Regions from separate parts of the Homo sapiens genome. Here region 2 is linked to region 1. The links are chromatin loops, found by intact Hi-C in ENCODE. Cell type or tissue: IMR-90. All regions are shown on one strand. Links, peaks and the distances in the headings refer to the core of each region. The heading gives the core; the rest is flanking DNA. Region 1 overlaps SPEF2 (sperm flagellar 2). Region 2 overlaps PRLR (prolactin receptor).

Region 1 (9,112 bases), core at 2,737-5,236:
TTAAAATTAAAATTAAAAAAATTTAATTTCCAATATTGATTTTGCTAGTTTCAAAACAGAATTTTAGTTCTATGGACAGATTTTCCTAAAGATATTACCTTGAATTCTGAGTATATACTTTCATTTGTCTAACGTAAGTTGTCTGGCTTCAGGAAAATACCTGTGTGTTTCATTCTGAAGACACATTTGAAACTCTACTCATAAACAGTTTTAACAGATCTAAAGCCTTCTAGATCCACTACTGCATTTCTGTGATCTGAATCTGATCTGGTGGAAAGAATTCACCCATTGAAGGAAGCAAAGGCAGGTGGGGGCCATAGTCCTCTTTGCTGTAATCCCTATATTTTGCCACTTGCTGTGATAATTCTGTCAATAACACCTATTCTTCTATATCATTCCCTTCTCTAAGAAATCTTTCTGTACTTCTTGATTTGGGTAAATGTCAGACTAACTTAGACAATTTTCAGATCAAAATACTTACCTGCAAATACATAATATTGTATTTTTATAATTTTCTCAGAGGCACTAAGCCTGGAAAAATCCATAGAACTTTCTAGTTACTCCTTTCAGGCAACCAACCACTCAGGTGCCCTTATTCCTGCCTCTGGGTTCTCTGAGGCTTTGCAGAGAGACTGACAGTGCCTGCCACTCTCTCACACATATAGCCTCTTCCCTGCTCCAATCCATTCTCCATGACACTTGGCTCTAAATGCCTTTGAAAATCCTCTCCTGCATGTTCTTTGCAAGCCACTGGAGACTTCACAACCTGACCACAAGCTCTCTGTGGTCCCACCTCCTGCCTCTTGTTTGTTCACAGTTCCCTCAATATGTCATGCAACCTCAAAATCTCCACAGCTGCTCATCCCTTTGCCTGGAATACCCTTCCCCTGCTTTTCTTCCTGGAAAGTTCAGTTTCAAAAGCCTCTGGGCTAACCCTCATGCTGACTCACATAGGCAGCAATAGCTAGTTCTGCCTTTGAACTCCTGTAAAAATCATGCTGCTGAATGATCTAGCTTAACCACTACAGCCTAAAGTTCTGAATGTGTACCCTCTGTCTCTGAGGCCAGTCATTAAATCCATCCATCTCGCCCGGGCGCGGTGGCTCATGCCTGTAATCCCAGCACTTTGGGAGGCTGAGGCGGGCGGATCGCGAGGTCAGGAGATGGAGGCCATCCTGGCTAACATGGCGAAACCTTGTCTCTACTAAAAATACAAAAAAATTAGCCGGGTGTGGTGGCGTTTGCCTGTAGTCCCAGCTACTCCGGAGGCTGAGGCAGGAGAATGGCGTGAACCCGGGAGGTAGAGCTTGCAGTGAGCAAAGATCGTGCCACTGCACTCCAGCCTGGGCGACAGAGCAAGACCCCATCTCAAAAAAAAAAAAAAAATCTATCGGTCTCCAAAAGGGGTTCAAAGAAGGGGTCCTTGTCAGCTTCTTAGAGCAATGTTACAGGCCTTGAATAAATAAATGCTGCATCTTTTGAAGAAAAAGAGAGGGTGTAGAATTTGCTAAACTATGTTCTCTTCAGGTAGGTTCTCAGCAGAAGCGAAAATAGCTATGCACCAAATCTCTGCAGGCATTTCATTGAGTACCGATGGGCTTACAAGGAAAAAGAGTTCTTATGGCTTAAGTGCAGACAGAGGAACATTGCTAAGTATTCTAGTTTCAACAGAATCCAAATTGCTTCCATCAGAAAAAGGCTGTCTTCCTTATGTATTTGGCACTTGATGTTTGGAGACAAGATGTACCTACCCAGAACTTACTGGAGCACACAAAATGAATGCTTTTGTTTGGAATGCTTGTACTCCCTAGGAAACCACATTACTTTATGATTTAATTCTACCAGGTGGTGTACATTTTTTTGGAAGCACTCAGGGGTAATATTGCAAATGCCTACTAGGGTATTTCCATCTTCAAGAAACCAAGCTAACATTTTGGATAATAGAATACTTTGTATCAATATTGTATATTATATACTAATATGACATTACTATAATTATATAATCAAGTCACAATGGCTTATATGATTACACTTAAATTGCACATTCTATGTGCTATACTCTTTCTAAGCACTTTACATATATTAATTACTTTAATCTTCATAACAACCTTATTTCAATACATGGAATAAGTATCATTATTATTCTCATTTTACAGATGTGGTAACTGAGGCAGAGAGAAATTTAATAACTTGTCCAAGATCATATGACAGTCTTTTGACAAGAGGTGAACTTGAGAAAGAACTGTTTGACTCTAGCCATCCCATCATAGACTGAGGTGGATAATAAGTGAATTCACATATGAAAATGTTAGCAAAGGGTCTGACACATAGTGACCATGCCAAATTGGCTATTGTTATAATTCAGAAAATATTCACTAGATCTAACTCTGCCGGTAGTACGCTCATAGGAATGATTCCTAGGATAGGTGATGGAAAGAATGGTTTGCTTTCTTTTACTCATACTGTTCTTATGCTTCTAAAGTATGGATCTTTGTTAAGTGGCAGGAAAAATGCAAGTGTAATCAACTGTTTCATTGCATTTTGCATGATCTAATTTGATTATCATGTATAAGGTCATTATTTTTTCTGGTATATTTGTGTTAATAATAATCAATAAATAATATTTTATGTCTAATCATTACCTTTACCAAAAGAGAGGTAGAATCATCATAAGTGGCAGAATTTGACCAGAAAAGGAGTGTTGAATATGTTACAATATATGATGCTTTTCAATTTTATGTTATCTTTAGTAAGGGCTATTTTAATGGAGACTTTTGTTTTCAAAGGGATTAACCAATACTTAGCAGAAAACCCCTTAAGCTTTAGTTCTTTCCATTTACATCTTGATACTATCTAGTTGCAAGTATTTAAAGCATTCAGTCATTGTTCTAATCAAAGATTAAATAATAATCCAATACTTGTATTTGTGTGGCATGATTAAAACATGCAAAGTGTAATTTAGTAACATCAGTGCTTTTTATAAATCTGCTAAAAAATCCTACCATGGGCCTAGTAACATAATGGCTGTTATATGCAAATAAATATGTATGCTTCCCTCCCAAAAAAATCCATCTGTTTTAATATATTTTAGTGAACTTGAAAGTTGCATCTTAGATATTATGGATTGCATGGGCATATATGAAATAATATAGGAAAATGTTTTTATTTCTTGGCATAGAAATAATAGCAAGTTTGAGCAGGAAGTTCTGCAGGATCACACATTTGAAACACACATGTTCAGCCAGCTCCTCCACACTTTCAAACCTGCTATCACTCACTAAGATTGTGTTTTGAAATTATAGAGTTCTAGGGTAAATACAGTGGAAGGTATCATAAAGGATTGTTTTCCATTTCTTGGAAGAAATACAACAAAAGCCTTCATTTAAAAGACGGATGGGTGTGTGTCATGTTTCTTAAGTGAACAATTGCCAAACCGGGGTAGAAAAACAAAAAAGCCAGAGTATACTTTGTGGGGCCAGAAGAGATGGGGAAAAGGGGTGAGTGGCAGTTAATGGGTTTCCTCAGGCAGGGCCATTGTCAATGTTTGGAGCCTGATTTCAAGAGTATCAGTAGAGAACCTCCAATTCTGTGACTCTGGGATGCAGAAAAATGGAGTAATACTTTTCCCTGCCCTCTATAAGAATAGCAAGAATAATAACAATGAACGTTACTCCTGTCAATCAAATTCCCAACACTTATTAATTATTTTAGATATACCTAAAAAGCAATATATGCAATATATATTTTTTCAAATGGTATAATTGAGCTAATAGAGAAAAGAGTTTAAACTGTTTGCCCATAGACCATACATAACTCACTTTGAATCATCACAATCCCCAAATCCTACCGTATTGTATAGCCTTGTAAATTCTGTGGTAATTACAACTGTTATTCTTGCATATGGGTTAATTCTCCAGCTTGGGTGGGAGGAGGTGGTTCCTCACACAGAGAAAGCCTCCTCTTCTACTCGCCTGGAGTTCATGCAGTTGGAGAAAGAAAAGCAGAGCAGTCTCCTAAACATTTCCCAAACATCATGCTCCTATCCTCACGCTTCTTGTCTACAGAGTTTCCAGCAGCTGTTCCCCTAACTGTAAACATTCTCTGTAGCCTTGCCACAAAATCTCTTTACCCTCTTCAATTTCTCCCTCCAAAGTTTTGCTCCACAGACTTTTCCCTGACCAATTTCAGGGCACACTGATGCTTTGCATTCTTGAGCACTTGAATAACATTCATACTGTGTCCCAGAAAGAACTCAAATAGTTGTTCATATTTCCTTCCTCTTTGCTTGCCTTTTCAAATTAAACTCTCAGCTCCTAGGGCAAATGGTTTCCTTTTACTCTGCTTTTAAAAAAATAAAAATTAAAAAAAAAACAACTCCGTTTCTCCCTCCCTCCCTTCCTTTACTTCCTCTCCCTCCCTTCTTATTTCTCCCATAGTCTGAAAACATTTATCTGTTGACATCTTTGTGTCCCAAGGGTTTCTAGAGTTAATCTTCTGAGACACATGTCAAGTTATAGCTGCTATTTTTTAAAATTTATTTTTAAATTTTTAGTGGAAATATGAGCTCTGGATTTGAGGTTGGATCCAAGAAAGTATTATGATTAGCATCATGGATACTAGGGTCCCTGCTGAAAGATATATTGTAAGTGGATGATAATTTTCAAAATCCACTTCTACCTATTCAAGTGTCCCCAGATGCCTTTAGTTTTTACCTATTAATTGAGTGATTTCCTCCCAGTCACCAGAGTGTAGGATTAAAGCAAACCACATGTCATGTTTAGAATCCACTTACACTTATCTTTTTATTTTATGTGTAAAATAATGGCCTGGATAAAATGAAGAGAAAAAGCAACTCTGAAGAGGGAAGTACATAATAACAGGGCATTGTGGAGCTCGCACCATGTAGAAGAGGGTGCACTCTGTCTGACTAAAGGACTGAAGGAATTTCATGGACTGATTTGTAAAGTCGAGATTTTTTGTACCTGCTGATGGCCATGTTTCCTTCGTGCCCAAATGCTGCCAAATGGCACCTCCGTCCCTCCACAGCTGAAGTGTGGGCTTTTATACCTTGGAGCTGTAAAGCCTGCTCTAGCTGATTTGATGAGCTGACACATCAAAGCGCAAGGTTCACCCAGGCACACACACATACACCAATTTCACCTATTGGGCTTGGCAAGGAAGCTTTCGGACTTAGAGTAATGCTCTTTTTACTAATGATATATGATGTGAATTTCTGGAAATACTGGACTTTTTTAAAAAGTAACATTGTATTAATACTAAAGTCAGTTGACTATGCTACAGGGAAAAGTAATAATTTCCCAATAAGTAGTATATGTTGAAAAGTAAAAGAAATCTGCTTATGAGAGGCAACTTAGTTCAGTGAGAAGGGGCAAGAACTTTGGATCTGCAGAGTTCTGAATGATATATGACCATAGGCAAAAAATCTGCTAAACTCCTCTGTGAGTCAGTATCTAGACCTTTAAAGTGGAGATGATAATCCTATGTGATCTGTCTGAATTACTTGTGCTATCAATCGACAGAACTCATTGAAGAATATCTGGAAGTAGGAAAAGGCTGAATAAAAAAAGCCTGTGCAGATGCTGTAGGTCCATGCTGATAAAATGTGAAAGAGATAAAATTGTTGTGTGCAGAAAACATTTACACATACATATGAACAAACCGACTAATTAATTAAGCAAACATTTTCTAACAGCTTATTTGATTCTGCTTATGGTCTACAAGCACTGAGGGAAAAGGCCAACATAAAAGGGAAATCTTCTACTGCCTGGTCTCCCCTCACAGAAACACAAACTCATAATCTCAATATAAAATCTAAACTAGAAGTATGCACAAAGTCTTTCTGTAAGCTGCCAGGTGGAGTAATACTCAAATATACAAACTTGTCAGCAAGGGTCGGGGAGGACAGGAGAGAGGAATTACCAGGAATGAGGACCACCACACTGCTCAAGCATTATTCACAGTGGGTCCTGCTTGTTTAATTAGGGTCTATGTTGTATGAAACAAATATTTAATAAACTAGAACAAAGCAAGGGCATGTTTTAGTGCCACATGATCCCATAGAGCTGATTTTACTTGTTGGCAAGTGATTTCTGTCCTGGTTAATCTTAACCTTTTTTTGTGCTCTTTTCATGATAATTATTTTTCCTACCTTTAGGTGCCATATCTAAGAACTGATCTCGAAGACTGTCAAGCTGTTCAATGGTCAGGGTACCATCTTCTTCCTTTTCTACAGGTGGAGGACGTATTGATGGGGGAGGATCTGGGAAGACTTTTATATTGCCATTAATGAAGAAGTCTTCTTGGCTTAAATAAAGTTCATTCTGAATTTTTGTAGATGTTTCAATGTGATAGCGAGCTACGTCAGTTAATTTTTCTGTACTGAAAGTGGTAAAATGGATAGCGTTAACCCCATGAAAGATACTATTAGATTAATAAAGTTTGCTTATAAGACATATACACAAAAGTAAACAGATTATATAGCTCTTAGACAACTCCATCTGCATGCTTATAAATTTCAATTTGTCCCCAAATCTATTTTGTAAAAAGGCAGGGTATAAATAAATGCAGATTAAATAGAAAATGCATGCTTATTAAACAGCTACTAGTTACACATTTTACACAAAACTGAACTTAAAGAGAACCTATTAAATATAGTTTTTATTAGTATTAGAATATATTTTACTATGTAAGCAAGACTATATCAAGGGTTATATTTCATACTAAGTATGAACCAGAATAAGGTTATATGGCATAATACTCTGTAAAACATGACTATTAGAATTACATTTATTTGGAATTAGGATGAATTATAAAGTGAATCAAGTTCAATAATGTATTTCTAGAAGAGTGGCTTTTCTCTATTTCTGTCAAAGAAGTTTGATGTTATCTAAAACAAAGATGTCAGAATAGCCTCTGTTGTATATAATCCATTGAAATTGCTTTGCTATCTTCATGAAGAATAACAATTCCTAGCTAGATAACATGGTAAAGCAGCAACAGCTGGGAACCACTATGATGCGGTAGAAAGAGTGCTGGAATCTGAGTTCTCATCCTAGGACACTCTCTAGCCAGAGATCCTGGGCTCTCTGAATTTCCTTGTCTTTGCAATGGAATCAACAACGCAACACTCCCTATCTTATGGTTATTAATGTGAACTCATATACGGCAAAGATTTAAACTGTACTGGGGGTATAGTTAATGACCTTTTAAAAATTATTTTAAAGGCTAGAGAAGTTTTATACATGAATAAGTGCATTATCGCTGTATTGAAGAAAGGATCTTGTTTATATATTACAATGAAAGTGAGCAACACAGAAAAATGCATATTTGATCTCATTTTATATAATTCATAGGCACCAAATATACCACATACTGAACATATAACTGAAAATTTAAAAAGTAGCATTAGTTGCTGTCTTTCAAAAGATACTCTAGAATTCAACTCCAGAATGTTGTCTTTGTAAGTGTCCATGTAATACGTGTTAGCCAATTAGTTTATGCTTTTAGGGTGGTTGCGTGCTCGGGGACAGAGGAGGTCACTGGATAGCTGCTGAGTTTACGTGAGTGAGGAGGGACTCCAAATGTGGATTGAGACCCAACCATAGCCCGGCACGATACTCTGTAAAACATGACTAGTAGAATAATACCTTTACTGGGCATCAGGATACTAAAACAGATGCGCGCCACCTAGTGGAAGGTTACTAAGAGTAATCTTAACAACGGAAGGAAAAAAGTGCCAGGAAAATAAGAACAGGATTTGAAGGTCAAAGGGATCTGCCAGCTATTTATTTATTTATTTATTTATTTATTTATTTATTTATTTATTTATTTGTATCACATTTCTAGGTTTTAACTTCTTGTGGCCACAGTTCATGACAGCATCTGTAGATTCACAGGGCAGACATATACAATATAAATCTGAGAAATATGAATACATCTGCTAAAATATGCATTTACACTGGATGGCCACATGGATGGGAGCCATGAGTCCCAAAAATGAAGAAGATAGACTTTCATTTCAAAATAGCAGGCAGAGAACAGAAATGAATATTATTACTGTGTGATGCTGATGAGTAACTGACTTGGTTATCCAGTAGCAAAATGATTTTAAGCATTACTGCAGTAAGCTTACTTATGCTTGTGTTTGTATTTTTTATTCTGTTTAATGTTTCTTTGTTTGTTTTACTATGGAGCAATAGTTCTAAACAACTAGGCTGAAGACTTTACAAAAGAACTTCACTATGAGACAAGGACCAGAGAAAACGAACCATAACAGCTGCTTTTTACATGAAAATTGTTGCTTCTAAGAATAATTGCCTTTTGAATACTGTTTGTGTAGCAACTTCTAAGTTTTCAGTAAATGTTTATTGTAAACTGTAGTGCATCTTGGAATCTAGATCTAGGGTAAACTTCTGAAATAGCCTGGCTGGAGTGTTTCCTTGTATAGATGAAGCCAATGAGGCCCAGAGCAATCAAGCATGCTACTAATTTGTGGACAAGATGGGGCTCCTGGTCTGGACAATCATGACTCACTCTGCTGACCTGCCTCTTTGTACCTTTTAAGGTTGAACTAACAGGATGAGAGTCATTGCCCCTCAGTAGCAACAAAGGTCTGGGAAGTCTTTGGAACTCAACAGAAAAGTAGAACTTGGGGTTGGTCTTACAAGAGAATCAGTCTAGCTGGTAAAACATTCCAGTGAATGACTTTTTAATCTCCCCTTAATTGGCTCTGACTGATAATAAATCTACCATTGGAAAAGTATCAAGGATTATTTTACTTCTAAAAACTATTTTTAAATTACCTATAATCTTACCTTGTAAAATAAGGTTCTCATTGATTAGTATGACAGCTAAACTCATAAATATTGTGCAAAGTTTAATATAGCAATAGAACCCTTTGATGCATGATTTACTGTTAGAAAAGAGTTAATACAAACATGATAGTAAAGCTCATATTATCTGTTTATACACGTGATTTCCTAAAAGGCCAAAATTTATATTTGTAACTAACTTAAATTTGTAAATACCTTAAAAATCTTCATCAATTTTGGTACTTAGAATACACAAAGCATATTTTCAGAAAGTCATGTAG
Region 2 (2,500 bases), core at 1-2,500, 690 kb after region 1:
ATTATGAAAGAGCTACTTGGCCGGGCACGGTGGCTCACGCCTGTAATCCCAACACTTTGGGAGGCCGAGGCAGGTGGATCACGAGTTCAGGAGAGCGAGACCATCCTGGCTAACACGGTGAAACCCCGTCTCTACTAAAAATACAAAAAAAATTAGCCGGGCATCGTGGGGGGCTCCTGTAGTCCCAGCTACTCGGGAGGCCGAGGCAGGAGAATGGCGTGAATCCAGTAAGCGGAGCTTGCAGTGAGCCCAGATCGCGCCACTGCACTCCAGCCTGGGCGAAAGAGCGAGACTCTGTCTCAAAAAAAAAAAAAAAAAAAAAAAAAAAAAAAAAAAAAGAGCTAATTGATGGTACCTGGGTGCCCAAACCTCTACTGTTGCTATCGTTTCTCCATGTCTGAGTACGTCCCACAAGGAGCAGTAGCAAAAGCTGGTCTTTCAGGGGCTCATCAAACACACTCAGACGTTTCAAATGTCCCAAGATCGGCAGCTTTGATCCTGAATGTTCTTCCCTTGATTAAAACAACAACAACAACAACAACAACAAAATGAAACAATAAAAATTTAAAGAGAAATTTAGGCCGTGCATTTCTAAGAATTTACACTTAGTTCATTAAATCTATTGTTTTCTCAGTTGTTTGAAGTCCAACAAGACTAATGAGCCTTTTTTTCCAAATGTCTTTAAAAATCCTTTTTTCTTACAAGGCCATTTAGAGGCTTTGAACGTTGTTCCAAGGGTAATAATATTAGTATTAATAATAAATTATTCCAAACTCCCAACCCCTGCAGGTTCAGAATTTACTTAATACTCTGAACCCAAGGAATTTAAATTATTACCAGAATTTATTACCTTTTGTTTATGGGGCTTTCCAAACAGGAGAAAGAAACCACGTGGAGGTTCACTAGAGTGCATTGTGTGGTTCGCTTTGCGGTAATGCATATAACCCAGAAGACTTCCAGAACCTTCTCAGCTTGAACCTTCAAAGCCTCCCTAATTTGGTGGAATCAGCATGGTTATGTTGAGATTGTACTGAGGGTACTGACTTTTCAGCCTGGACAATTTTTGGCTGATGGACCAGAGCAAGAGCCCTCGTAGGATTCTCCCATAGGACATACAATCTATGTTACATAAGATGGATGATATATTGTTAGGTGGCTATGGGGTGGAAAGAGAACAATTTTTCTCTGGGGTGTGTGCAAAGGAACTGACTGCCTTGCTGCCCCTTGAACTCTCTACCTTGTCATCTGAGGACCTCTGGTGGTGGAAATTTTCCCAGCGTGTGTGAATTGATGTTTCTGTGCCAAGCCATCCAACCCTGTTACATTTTCCTACATTCCTTTCCTCCTATTTTGTCATTCACATTAAGCAAGGAGCAACAATCAGTTGCAAATACCCAGAATAAAGTGGTGGATGTGCCTGACCAGACTGCCATTTCACAAAAGTTACCTGCTACCTTCTCTTCCAGTGAACTTCTGATACATTTCCTGCAGCAAGAGAAGGCAGCCAACATGAAGGAAAATGTGGCATCTGCAACCGTTTTCACTCTGCTACTTTTTCTCAACACCTGCCTTCTGAATGGTAAGTAAGAGGCTATCACGCTCTCTTTCATTGCCTGGGGTGTTTGTCAACAGGGTGGAGAGTCCATGCAGTCTTCTTGCAATGCCATTATGAAAAATGAAAATGCTGTGTTATGTGCTGCTGTTAAATTATTTGCAATATTTTGCATTAAAGTTAATGCAGAAAAATTAATGCAATTAATGCAAAATCTTGTCACTGTGCTCTCTGCCTTTTGTCCTCATTTCAGGAGTGTAATGAAACAGCTCTGAAGAAGACAGGACCTGAGTTCTAATCCAGGTCCTGCCAGTTTCTAGCTGTGTGACCTAGAGCCAATTACCTAACTCTCTGGGTTTCCAAATTCTCAAAGTGAGGACAGTGATGTTTCCTCTACTGCAGATGAAATAATGTATATGAAAACTCTTTAAAAAACCATAATGGGATATAAGAGGTTGCTGTTACATGGCGGGAAGCAGGTACAGCCGACTCTATTATCTGTGCTAACAGGAGAAATGAAGTCCACAGCTAAATGAGAGGGTGGGTGCCTGTGACTATACACTTCTGTATGTCAACCCATGTGCATTTCTGGGTGTGCAGACTTCTATATGTACCTGTGTATATATTAACTTTTCTATATGGACCTGATTTCAAATGTCTCTCTGTCTGAACCTGTATGTATATACTTTTATGTATGTCTGTGTGTGTTCTGTGTATATCCGTATGTGCACACTTCTCTGCAGGTACCTGTGTGCATACAAGTATGTACTTCCATGAGTATGCACCTGTGTATATTTTTGTGTGTGTGTGTGGTGTGTGTACTTTTGATGCGGGCTCTGTGTGGGCATCTACATACCTGTATATGTGGTTCCTGTGTGGTTTTCTCCGTGTTTCTGTGCATTGAGAAAGTCCATTAATGTTAACTTGTTCCTCTAATGCAGATGAAGG

Evidence for each region. Hi-C counts contacts between places; a loop is a spot of excess contacts. Peaks named below come from ENCODE experiments on the same cell type or tissue, not always from the same donor. Only the 100,000 strongest peaks of a DNase experiment are listed, where the experiment ranks them.
Region 2: it touches region 1 in a loop (3-fold over the local background); 10 of 110 quality-filtered maps call a loop at or near these places.

Annotation. Positions count from the first base shown.
Region 1 is chr5:35,776,404-35,785,515 of GRCh38, reverse strand. It overlaps SPEF2 (sperm flagellar 2), which reads right to left. Exons shown (of 37, transcript NM_024867.4): 30 at 6,170-6,399. Among named protein-coding and RNA genes, the nearest start is that of IL7R, 76 kb to the left of the region's middle. In IMR-90, for the core only: no CTCF peak of the experiment used is centred there; a DNase peak (open chromatin) is centred at 4,125; H3K27ac peaks cover 1,005 bases.
Region 2 is chr5:35,088,630-35,091,129 of GRCh38, reverse strand. It overlaps PRLR (prolactin receptor), which reads left to right. Exons shown (of 10, transcript NM_000949.7): 3 at 1,467-1,579. The coding sequence starts at 1,510. Among named protein-coding and RNA genes, the nearest start is that of AGXT2, 42 kb to the right of the region's middle. RefSeq lists an enhancer at 1,157-1,658. In IMR-90, for the core only: a CTCF peak has its summit at 1,256; a DNase peak (open chromatin) is centred at 1,259.